Linked DNA regions of Homo sapiens: region 1 is linked to region 2. A link is a contact called in ENCODE Hi-C or POLR2A ChIA-PET data. All regions are on one chromosome and are shown on one strand. The core of a region is the stretch at or near the end of the contact, and the rest is flanking DNA. Distances in the headings are between cores, read along the strand shown.

Evidence for each region. A loop is a pair of places that touch in the nucleus more often than their neighbours do. ChIA-PET counts read pairs that join two places held with the same protein, here RNA polymerase II (POLR2A). Pooled maps may share reads with other maps.
Region 1: a map of naive thymus-derived CD4-positive, alpha-beta T cell shows a loop between it and region 2 (22-fold over the local background). The contact joins the promoter of CTPS1 here to the promoter of MYCBP in region 2. A Hi-C loop is called at or near these places in 1 of 168 maps with a recorded cell type or tissue (naive thymus-derived CD4-positive, alpha-beta T cell) and 5 of 50 pooled maps. POLR2A ChIA-PET finds 5 or more read pairs at or near these places in 1 of 52 experiments (MCF 10A).

What each region holds. Positions count from the first base shown.
Region 1 is chr1:40,975,772-40,981,072 of GRCh38, reverse strand. CTPS1 (CTP synthase 1) reads right to left here and starts at 1,377. Exons shown (of 19, transcript NM_001905.4): 1 at 1,244-1,377. RefSeq lists an enhancer at 379-428 and silencers at 629-768, 839-1,128, 1,399-1,588.
Region 2 is chr1:38,868,525-38,874,597 of GRCh38, reverse strand. MYCBP (MYC binding protein) reads left to right here and starts at 1,250. Exons shown (of 5, transcript NM_012333.5): 1 at 1,250-1,307; 2 at 1,508-1,580. The coding sequence starts at 1,293. GJA9 (gap junction protein alpha 9) reads left to right here. Exons shown (of 2, transcript NM_030772.5): 2 at 1-529. The coding sequence ends at 47. All of the region lies in intron 1 of RRAGC-DT (RRAGC divergent transcript), which reads right to left. The region is part of intron 1 of GJA9-MYCBP (GJA9-MYCBP readthrough); the gene reads left to right. RefSeq lists an enhancer at 1,694-2,216.

The sequences.
Region 1 (5,301 bases), core at 128-2,627, 2.1 Mb before region 2:
GGGACGATGAGAGCAGACGCTTTCAGTACCATGGCCATCAGAGGAAGGTGAGACAAGTCCTGGGGGTAGTGGGCGGATCCAGGCGGCTCCTGTTTTGTAGATATGACTTGCAATGGGCCTTGAAGGACTGACTGCACGACTCAGAGCACAGGAAAGGGAACAGGGTGAACAGGCAGGTGCAGGGCAGCTACAGAGAACAGAGGTAAGGCCGTGAGGGGGAAGGCGGGGAAGCAGGGATATACAGTGGAAGATAAACTGGAAAGGTAGGCAAGGGCCAGATCATGTGCAAACTGGCATGCCCAATCTGAACTTAATCCTGAAGGTGACGGAAGGCGCAAGAAGGTTTTCCGGCACAGAAGTAACGTAAATCAAGACGCATCAGAGAAATTCAACAAAGACTGAGGGGGGAAATGCTTTTTCTTTCAATGTTATGAGATGAAGTGCCAGCCCCCATCACTAGTGTGCAGACCTCAATCATGTCACTTGAGCTGCCTGCAACGCGGGTTCTCACCTAGGGGAATGGGGGTGAGAATCTCTGCGCCGCCCGCGTCACAGGGCCGCTGAGGATTCGAAACTGTAACGAGCGTGGACGGAAGGGCGCCACGCAAACGTGGTGAGCTCTATACACCGCCAGCGCCCCGACCCCCGGCCGCCGGGAAGGGAGGAAGCCGTGAGGCCCAAAGGCCAGCCGCGGGGCCCAGGGCCGGCGAGTTCGCAGGCCCCCTCGTCCTACGGCGCGGAGCTGCCGCGCCCAGCCCCGGGCGGCTGAGCCCGCGCCGAGGCCGGAGGCCCGAGGCCCGCACTGCTTGAATGGATGGGCGACTGCCGGGCTTCCTCGCAGACGAAGAGCAAGGGCGGAGGGTGTGGGGGGGGGCGCCGCTCCACTCCCCTACGGCCTTCTCCGTCCGACGAGCCCGGCCGAGCTGATTCGGCGCGGCCCAGCGCGGCAGCGCAGGCCCCGCAGCCTCTGAAGCCGCCCCGCGCCCCGCTTGGCCCCTCTCCCCAGCGCCGCCCGGCCACGAGGCCCGCGCGCGGGAGCCGGCAGCTCGCCGGCCGGGGCGCCCGCCCCACTCCCGTTAGGCACACAGCCCATTGGGCAGGACGCCGAGTCACCTCGCCCCTGATTGGTAGGAGCGACGTCCGTCACCGCGGCGGCGGGGCTATTCGGCGCCGGGCTCAGCTCGCGCCGCTGACTCCTGCGCGGGAGAACAGATCCCCCCCGGGATCCCTGGAGTCAGCCTACCTGCGGCCGGCTTCAGATCCTCCCGTCAGCGACAGAGCTGGGCCGGCGACGCGCGCGGAGCCCCGGACAGCCAGTGAACAACCCCGACCGCATGCGCCCGGCAGTCTTTCACGGAGGCGGGCTCTAGGCTGTGCGCACGCAGAGGTTGGAGGGCGGGCCGGGCCTGGAGGGCGCGGGGCGGGGCGGGGCCTGGAGTGCGCAGGCGCGGGACAGGACCGCTGGGCCGCCTCCGCTGAACTGTGCCGCCGTAGGTTCGAGGCCGGGCGGGTGGTGGCGTGTCTGCCCCTCTGCTTCCGTCCCAGCCTGTGGCCCAAGCTTACTCTCTTGAAGGGGAGGAGGCTGTTTGGGAACTCACGCCTGGCCTATTCGTCACCTGGCCTCGCGTCCTCCCACAGCGGTCTCCTGGAGTTCTGGGCGTCGCCTTCCATCCGATGGTCTTTCACTGTGGGCTCCTGGCGGTGATGCGCCAGCGCATCTCTGCCTCCGGGCGAGGGACGGCGGCAGCGCCACCCTGGCCTCCAAGACGGAAGTGCGGAGGGTCGCGCGGCGTTGGCTCCTCGTCGGCCTCCCTCCTCCCCACACCTGCCCCGAAGGCGGCTGCTTTGGATGGACTAGGATCCCGAAAAGTACGGTTTCATCTAGCTATCGCTCCCTGAGCACCGACTGTGCCACGCACTGTGCTGGGCACCGAGGGACCCTCTCCTCGGACTAACGATGTAGGGAGGCACACTGAGCAGCTCATTACACTTTATGGTTGTTATGGGTGCTTGCTGCAGAGATGCTGGTGCCGGGGCAGTGAGTGCCCAGCGCGGGGACTGACCCAAGTCCGGTGGTGATTGGGAATTCAGGCGGGAAGCCCGCCCTGAAAAAGTAACTTTGAAGCAGAGACCTAAGTAGACGGCAAAGATGGGAAAGGGAGAGGCGGGGATAAGAAAGTGAGACATGCTTGAGCCCAACAGTTCGAGACCAACTTGGGTAACATAGCGAGACCCCGTTTCTTATAAAAATAATAATAGTAGGCCGGGCGCAGTGGCTCACACCTGTAATCCCAACATTTTGGGAGGCCGAGGCAGGCGGATCACAAGGTCAGGAGTTCAAGACCAGCCTCGCCAATATGGTGAAACCCCGTCTCTACTAAAAATACAAAAATTAGCTGGGCGTGGTGGTGGGTGCCTGTAGTCCCAGCTACTCAGGAGGCTGAGGCAGGAGAATAGCTTGAACCTGGGAGGTGGAGGTTGCAGTGAGCCAAGATTGCACCACTGCATTCCAGCCTGGGCGACAGAGCGAGACTCCTTCTCAAAGAATAAATAAATAAAATAAAAATAGTAATAATAATTTTTTTTTAAAAGTGAGGCAGAAGGAAAAGCCTGTGTACAAGCCCAAAGAGGCCGGCACAGCTGAATTGGAAGGCCAGTCTAGCCAAGTCCACAAGGGCCACAGGAAGCGAGATTAACATGAGATTAGGTTGAAGAGTTGGGTAGGGCCATACGGTGAAGAGCATTATAGACCAAGTAAAGGCTTCTCTTTCTCCTAGGGATAGTGGAAAGCTGTAGAAACTTTTGAGAGGCTTTTGACCTTCCTTTGAATAGTGAATATATGTACATGGTTATAATTTTTCCCCAAACACTACACAAGGGTATCCATGAAAAGTAAATCTCTTATTTCTGTACCCCAGTGTTCCTGTTTTGTTCTCTAGAAGCAGTCTGCCACAAGTTCTTAACTATCTTCACTGAAGGAGTTTTAAAAAAAAAGATGTGATGGGATCAGATTTGTGTTTTAGGAAAATCATTGAAGCAGATGGATTCCCAGAAACCAGGTCAGGAGGCTCCTGCAGTGGCCTCTTTTAGAGGCTTCTGGCTCCTTCCAGATCTGGATCACCAGTGCTTCAACCCTGACAACCTGCCCATGCTGCATTCAGCTCCAAATCTAAAAAATGTTTGGAATGCCAGGCATAGTGGCTCACACTTGTGATCCTGACACTTTGGGAGGCTGACACAGGGTGGGAGGATTTCTTGAGTCCAGGAGTTCAAGACCAGCCTAGGCAATATAGTGAGACCCCATCTCTACAAAAAATACAAAAATTAGCTGAGCATGGTGGCACGCATCTGTAGTCCTGGCTACTCCAGAGCCTGAGGCTGGAGGAATGCTTGAACCCAGGAATTCAAGGCCAATGGGAGCTAGGATCCCACCACTGCACTCCAGCCTGGGCAGAGTGAGACTCTATCTCAAAAAAAAAAAAAAAAAGTTTGGGTTGTCTTTGAAGGTACTCTACAGCCACATCTTCTTTCAAGAAGCATTTGATGTTTATCAAAGTGCCTGGAACATAACAGATGCTGAGAACATACTTGCTGAGGTAATGAAGATGCTATGGGAGATGGAAAAATGAGCCATTCACCCAACCACTCCTCTGAATGACCACTTGACATTGTCTTCTTCCTCAAAGCTCTTCCATCTCCTCCCCCATATTCTCCTCAGCTGGTGGTCTTGCTTCCCATTTCACGAGAAAATAGAAGCCATCAGTAGATTTTTCATATCCACCAACCACTTTTATCTGCGCACAAGCTCTGCGTTGTCTCCTGTTACTGTGGACAAACTGCCCACACTCCCAGAGGTCAACCTCCTCTTTGCTCCAAGTGCCATATCCATTTGTCAACTCAAAGAATGTCTAGTATGCAAGTGCCATATCCTTTCATCAACTCAAGAATGTCTAGTAGAATGTCCCTTCCTGCGTCATCAGTCTTTCCCTGTCTAGTAGATCTTTTCCACTACCGTGATGCAAACATGCTGCAATTTGTTCCATCTTAAAACCCCTCTCCTGACTCTATGCCATTCTCTAGCTCCCCCTCCATTTCTGTTTCACTTTTCAGCACAACTCCTAAAAAATGTTGTTTGTACTTTGCTGTCTCAATTTCTTCCCTCTCTTGAACTCATTCCAATCTGGATATTTTGCTCATATAATTTCACTGAAACTGATCTCGTCAAAAATTAACCTCCATGTTCTCAGACCTCTTCTTTGTACATCAGCCTAGACTCCAATCTCTAATGTCCGTAAGTCCCAAATAAAGACAACAGTGGGCTGGGCGCAGTGGCTCATGCCTGTAATCCCAGCACTTCGGGAGCCTGAGATGGGTGGATCACAAGGTCAGGAGTTCGAGACCAGTTTGCAAATATGGTGAAACCCCGTCTCTACTAAAAATACAAAACTTAGCCAGACGTGGTGGCAGGCGCCTGTAGTCCCAGCTACTCAGGAGGCTGAGGCAGGAGAATCACTTGAACCTGGGAGGCGGAGGTTGCAGTGAGCCAAGATTGCACCACTGCACTTCAGCCTGGGCGACGAGCGAGACTCCGTCTCAAAAAAAAAAAAAAATAGACAACAGTGTGGCTGTATGTGCATGGCATGAATGCATATGTGTGTGTGCACGTGCGCATGTGTATGTATTTACATATTTGGGCTGCTTCTCTCCCCCACCATAGGCCCAGTCTCCTTTTGGGCTCCTAGGTGCAGCTATACAGCCCCAGAGCTGCCCCCAAACTGACCACTTCCCTAAGAGCATTTGTCACAGCTGATCATTTCCTCCTTAAAAGGTGGGTGTCCTTTACTTGGCTTCTAGGAAACCACTTGCTGTTCATTTTTTCCTATTTCACAGGTTTCTCCTTCTAGATCTCCCTACCTAGATCCTCTTCCTTTTCCTCTATCCTGAACTATAAACATTGCCCCAAGCCTCAGTTCTAGGATCCCTTCTCTCTAAAGTCATTATCTAGTCATTAAAACCATCTGGCCCAGACGCAGTGGCTCACGTCTGTAATCTCAGCACTTTAGGAGGCCGAGGTGGGCGGATCACAATGTCAGGAGTTCAAGACCAGCCTGGCCAACATGGTGAAATCCCGTCTACTAAAAATACAAAAATTAGCTGGGTGTGGTGGCGCAGGCCTGTAATCCCAGCTACTCGGGAGGCTGAGGCAGGAGAATCACTTGAACCCTGGAGGCGGAGGTTGTAGTGAGCTGAGATTGCACCATTGCACTCCAGCCTGGACAACAGAACAAGACTCCGTCTAAA
Region 2 (6,073 bases), core at 1-2,500:
CGAACAATCTCATTGGTAGGCGGGTTCCCACAGATCTTCAGATCTAAACAGCGGTTGGCTTTTAGACATTATATATATTATCAGAGAAGTAGCCTAGTGGTCGTGGGGCACAGAAAAAATAGATAGGGGCAGCTCTAAAGACCAGCTGTTAAGACAGACAACTGCAAACTCATTTAAGCAAGAGAAAAACAGCTCTAATTCGAGATTGTGAAGCAACACTTCTAAATTCAAAGACATAGAGTTGTCAAATCAGGATTTTTTTTTTTTTAAATGATATCCTTTCGAATGTAACTGATTTTGGGAAAATCACATGTTCAGAATTGAGGCTAAATGGTTTGATCAGGTTTTCTCTTTGAAGAGACCACAGCCTTAGGAAATGGTTCTTGATCTATACAATTCCACCTTGGACACTGGGTTAATTCTGTTTGCCCCTGGAACACAATCACGTAAGTTTCCTTCTAGACTGGCATCCTGATGTGTCTTGAGTATAATCACATGTTGCTACCTAGTAAATAAAATCTTAAGAAGATCCGTGGCTTTCCTTCACCAGTTCATAGCATCGTGATTCATTGCCCGGATTGGACTCGACTCTACTCACTGGACATCTAACCACTCCACTTAATTAACAATACCCACCCTACAGGGGTGTTGTAAGGATTAAAATTTAAAATACCCGTGTTTTCTACAGTGCCTGGCTCAAAAGCTACTGCAAGCTCGTTACTGCTCATCCTCCAGAGGCCCACATCAAGTCAGCCACGACTCAAGGAGACTCCAAAGATAAAAGCTGAAGCCAAAATATATGATTCTAAACACCCTCCTCGGCTACTGCAAAGCACTGTGAGCACTTTCTCAGGACGAGAGCCAAGAAGCCCAGCACCTATGGGTCACCACAGTTTCCGAGGTCCCAGATGAAAAAGATGCGCTCGCTACCACCGTGCGGCGGTCCTTTCTCTCGCAATAGTCTCAATGCTCCCGGGCCCTGCCTCCGGACGCCAGGACAGAGGTACCAAAATCTCACCTCCTGCAAAGAAACCTAATTGCTACGGGGGCCGGAAGAGGAAGAGGTGCGGCTCCGACAGCCAGAGGGGCGGGCATACGCAGCCTCCCTCGGCTCAGCCTGCTACTGGGGATGCAGAGCGTCCTGGTCGCCATGAAAACAGGCCACACCTCGGCGATCCCGGCCGGTGGTTTGCAAGTGCGCAGGCGCGCGCCCCCTTCCGCGCATGAGCAGTGCTGCTCCCAACCCGCCAGTCGCGGTCTCCGGCGCCAGCTACGCCGCTGCCGCTGTCACTATGGCCCATTACAAAGTGAGGGGGGCGCGGCGTGGCTGGGGGCATGCGGGCGGTAGCAAGCCGCTGGTCGGCTCTGGGTGGGAGTGGGGTCGCGCGCGCAGGTTTGGGCGGGAGGGCCCCGAGGTAGTGAGGCGGAGGCGGGGTTGCCGGACTCCCAGCGCCTTCTTCCTGCTCGGCTCCCGGGCTCTGGCCACTGACCCCCGGTGTCTCTTCAGGCCGCCGACTCGAAGCGTGAGCAGTTCCGGAGGTACTTGGAGAAGTCGGGGGTGCTGGACACGCTGACCAAGGGTGAGCCTGGGCTAGGAGAGGGTACCTCGTGCCCTCGTCGTGCTCCCCGGCGCTGCCCCGTTCCCCAGCGGGCCGTAGCGTGGGGAAGGAGGGGAAACAGATGGGGCCCGTCCGGGGTCCAGCGAGGTGGGCCTCGGGGTTCAGCAGGGACCTGGCTGCTGGACGCCGCCCGGGTGGGGTAGCCTAGCTCCGCTACCCTTCTCCGCACCGGGAGTGAAACTCTTGCAGCTGTTGCAAAGTCTCTTCAACTTCCGTTGCTTTGCCTCCAGCAGCCGCAGTGGACATGTTTGCCAAGGACCTTCAGATCCCAATTCCTCCCACCTTACGGTTTTTATGGAGTCCTCAGAATCTTGTTAAGAAAGTTTCCCTCCAACAAAGAGCAACTGGAAAAATGACCGAATTTCCAAGTGGGCTATGAAGTAGCTGAGTGAGCCTAATCCCCAAAGTAGGAGATTCATAGCGAATTTGGCTGTGGCTTTTCAGCCCCCATTCCTTAGTCTGTCTGTGTCAATTCTTATTTTGTGTATATTTCATAAAGTAGAATTACAGCTTAAAGAGCTCGAGGGCATATCAAGGTGGTTACATTGTTTTCACTTTTTAAAATGAAAGCTTACTGTTAACGCTGTATCTCTTCATTCGTGGCTTCAAGATCTAAGTTAAGTAGATGAGTAAAGTGTTGGAAACAGGAGGATTTCAAGGGGTAGGGTACAGTTTACTTTATTGGCTTAGCACTAATTTGAATGCCTGCTATGTGTCACTCAACTCACTGGGATATTCAAGGGTGTAGAATGGAATTGTTCGCAGGGATGAGGACTTGGGTCATATGAAACTAGGAAGTTTGGGAAGTGGGAAATAAATTGGTAACTGCCCTTTGGACAGAAGCAAAGTTTAGAGGAAAATTCTAGGAGCATAACTCCTGGGTCTTAGAAGAAAGAAGGCTAGTAATTTTGAATTGCTACCTATTTGGGGTTCAGATAATAGTTTACCTCTTTGCAAATAAACTTCAGCAAGTCTTAAGGGACTACTCTGTGAAAGTACTGTGCTATGTTGTCTCTGAAAGTGTCACAGATGCTTTGAATGTCATTCCGTCTAAAAACTCCTTACGTTCATTTCTTTCATTTAATAATTTTACTCAGGTGTCTGTTCTGCACACTGGAGATAAGCAGGGGAGGATAAAAGTCTCGGCTCTCATAAGCTTATATCCTAGTTGAGGGAGAGAAATACATAAATAAATATGTAGTGTCAGCTAGTGGTAAGTGGTACAGATAAAAATACAGCAAAGTTAGGGATAAAGAGTAACAGGTGAGGCCAGGCACGTGGCTCATGCCTGTAATCTCAGCACTTTGGGAGGCTGAGGTGGGTGGACTGCTAGAGGCCAGGAGCTCAAGACCAGCCTGGGCAACATGGCAAAACTCCCATCTCTTAAAAAAAAAAAAAAATTGCTGGGCATGGTGTGTGCCTGTAATCTAGCTACTGTGGAGGCTGAGGTGAGAGAATCACCTGAGCCCAGGAGGTCAAGGCTGCAGTGAGTTGTGATTGTGCCACTGGGCAACAGTGACACTCTGTCTCCAAAAAAAAAAAAAAAAAAAAGTGACAGGTGGGATGTGTGTGTCATTTTATATAGGGTGATGGGGGGAAGGCCTTTCTTAAGAAGTAATTTTTGACCAGAAACCTGAAAGAAACAGAGTTTCAGGAAGTCTAAGGAGGCCAGAGTGGTTGGATGGAGCAAGTGAAAGACTGAATGGTAAAAGGCAGAAAAATGACAGTTGTAGGCGGTAACTGACTACACAGAAGATGTTGCCCAGGCTGGAGTGCAGCGGCATGATCTCGGCTCACTGCAACCTCCACCTCCGGGTTCAAGCGATTGTGTTGCCTCAGCCTTCCAAGTAGCTGGGATTACAGGCATGTGCCACCATGCTTAGCTAATTTTTTGTATTTTTAGTAGAGAGGCGGTTTCACCACATGGGCCAGGCTGGTCTTGAACTCCTTACCTCAGGTGATCCGCTCACCTCAGCCCCGCAGAGTGCTGGGATTACAGGTGTGAGCCACCGCCCTCCACTAGAATTTAACCTCTCAATCTCCTTAGATTTCCAGGCTCCTAAATAACATCAGCCAACACAGTATTGATGTGATTTATTAAAAATTTGATTTTCAGCTCCAAACATAGGTGCTTTACACAATTCTATTTGTTTTTTTTTTTTTTTTTTTTTTTTTTTTTGAGACGGAGTCTCGCTCTGTCGCCCAGGCCGGACTGCGGACTGCAGTGGCGCAATCTCGGCTCACTGCAAGCTCCGCTTCCCGGGTTCACGCCATTCTCCTGCCTCAGCCTCCCGAGTAGCTGGGACTACAGGCGCCCGCCACCGCGCCCGGCTAATTTTTTGTATTTTTAGTAGAGACGGGGTTTCACCTTGTTAGCCAGGATGGTCTCGATCTCCTGACCTCATGATCCACCCGCCTCGGCCTCCCAAAGTGCTGGGATTACAGGCGTGAGCCACCGCGCCCGGCCTCTATTTGTTTTTACTTTTTATTTTTTTTGAGACAGAGTCTCACTCTGTCACCCAGGAATGCCTGGCCTCAAGTGATCCTTCTGCCTTAGCTTCCCCAAGTGTTGACGTTACAGGCGTGACCCACTGTGCCCAGCCTCACAAATTTAATTTACATATATATATTTTTTCGAGACAAGGTCTCTGTCGCCCAGACTGGAGTGCAGTGGTGCAGTCATGTCTCAGTGCAGTCTTAATCTCCCAGGTTCAAGCAATTCTCCCACCTCAGGCACCCAAGTAGCTGAGACTACAGGCACGCACCACCATGTCCGGCTGATTTTTAATTTTTTTTTTTTTTTTTTTTTGAGACGGAGTCTTGCTCTGTCACCCAGGCTGGAGTGCAGTGGTGCGATCTCTGCTCACTGCAAGCTCCGCCTCCCGGGTTCACACCATTCTCCTGCCTCAGCCTCCCAAGTAGCTGGGACTACAGGTGCCTGCCACCATGCCCGGCTAATTTTTTTTGTATTTTTAGTAGAGACGGGGTTTCACCATGTTAGCCAGGATGGTCTCAATCTCTTGACCTCATGATCTGCCTGCCTCGGCCTACCAAAGTGCTGGGATTATAGGCGTGAGCCATCATGCCTGGCCAATTTTTTTTTTTTTTTGTAGAGTTGGGGTGTTGCCCAGGTTGATCTCAAACTCCTGGGCTCAAGCAATCCTCCTGTCTTGGCCTCTCAAAGTGCTGGAATTTCAGGAATGAGCCACTTTGGCCTAAATTTTTACAGCTTATTTCCAAGATGATTTGAAATAGTTTATAACATTAAAACACTATGAAAGGATGGCTAAAGATGATAAATCATTTGGAAGCTGAAGCATTTTAGCTATTTTGAGCGCTATATCAACCTCTAAAAATCCTGGCTGCGAAGGCAAAAAGGGGAGCATGATTGGGTATAGAGTTCTTGTCTGATTACAAGGAAGTGCATTTCATCTATAGAACAGCACAGGAAACTTTGTATTTACAGTATCTTCTGCAACTATCAACCTTTCAAGTACCAGTGACAAATGAGAAGCTGAAAGAAATGGGGTGGGGGAATAAGAGGAGGAGAGAGTAGAGTATTAATATTCATGTCTTATAAAATGAGGATTTGGCCAGGTGTGGTGGCTCACACCTGTAATCCCAGAACTTTGGGAGGCTGAGGTGGGTGGATCACCTGAGGCTGGGAGTTCGAGACTAGCCTGACCAACACAGAGAAACCCCGTCTCTACTAAAAATACAAAATTAGCCGGGCATGGTGGCACATGCCTGTTATCCCAGCTACTAGAGAGGCTGAGGCAGGAGAATCGCTTGAACCTGGGAGGCGGGGGTTGTGGTGAGCCAAGATTATGCCATTGCACTCCAGCCTGGGCAACAAGAGCAAAACTCTATCTCAAAAAAAAAAACAAAAAAAAAAAACCAAATGAATTTCTCAAAAAATAGTGATTTTTTCATACTGTATATTATTTTGGTAAGTTATTAAAACTCTAAAAGAACAAAAGGGAAGTATGTAAGTTGGTTTACAACAGGACTTAACTTGGGGTCTAGATATCTATCACTGTTTTTTTGTTTGTTTGTTTTGTTTTTTTGTTTTTGAGACAGAGTCTTGCTCCATCGCCCAGGCTGGAGTGCAGTGGCACGATCTCGGCTCACTGCAAGCTCCGCCTCCTGGGTTGACGCCATTCTCCTGCCTCAGCCTCCTGAGTAGCTGGGACTACAGCCGCCCGCCACCACGCCTGGCTCATTTTTTGTATTTTTTAGTAGAGACGGGGTTTCACTGTGTTAGCCAGGATGGTCTTGATCTCCTGACTTCGTGATCTGCCCGCCTTGGCCTCCCAAAGTGCTGGGATTACAGGTGTGAGCCACTGCGCCCAGCCACATTTTTTTTGTGTGTGTTTACTTTTTTTGCTTTTATTAGATTTTTCAAAGGGTTCCATGCACAAAAAGGCCAACCACTGATTTAGAGTTTTTTATCT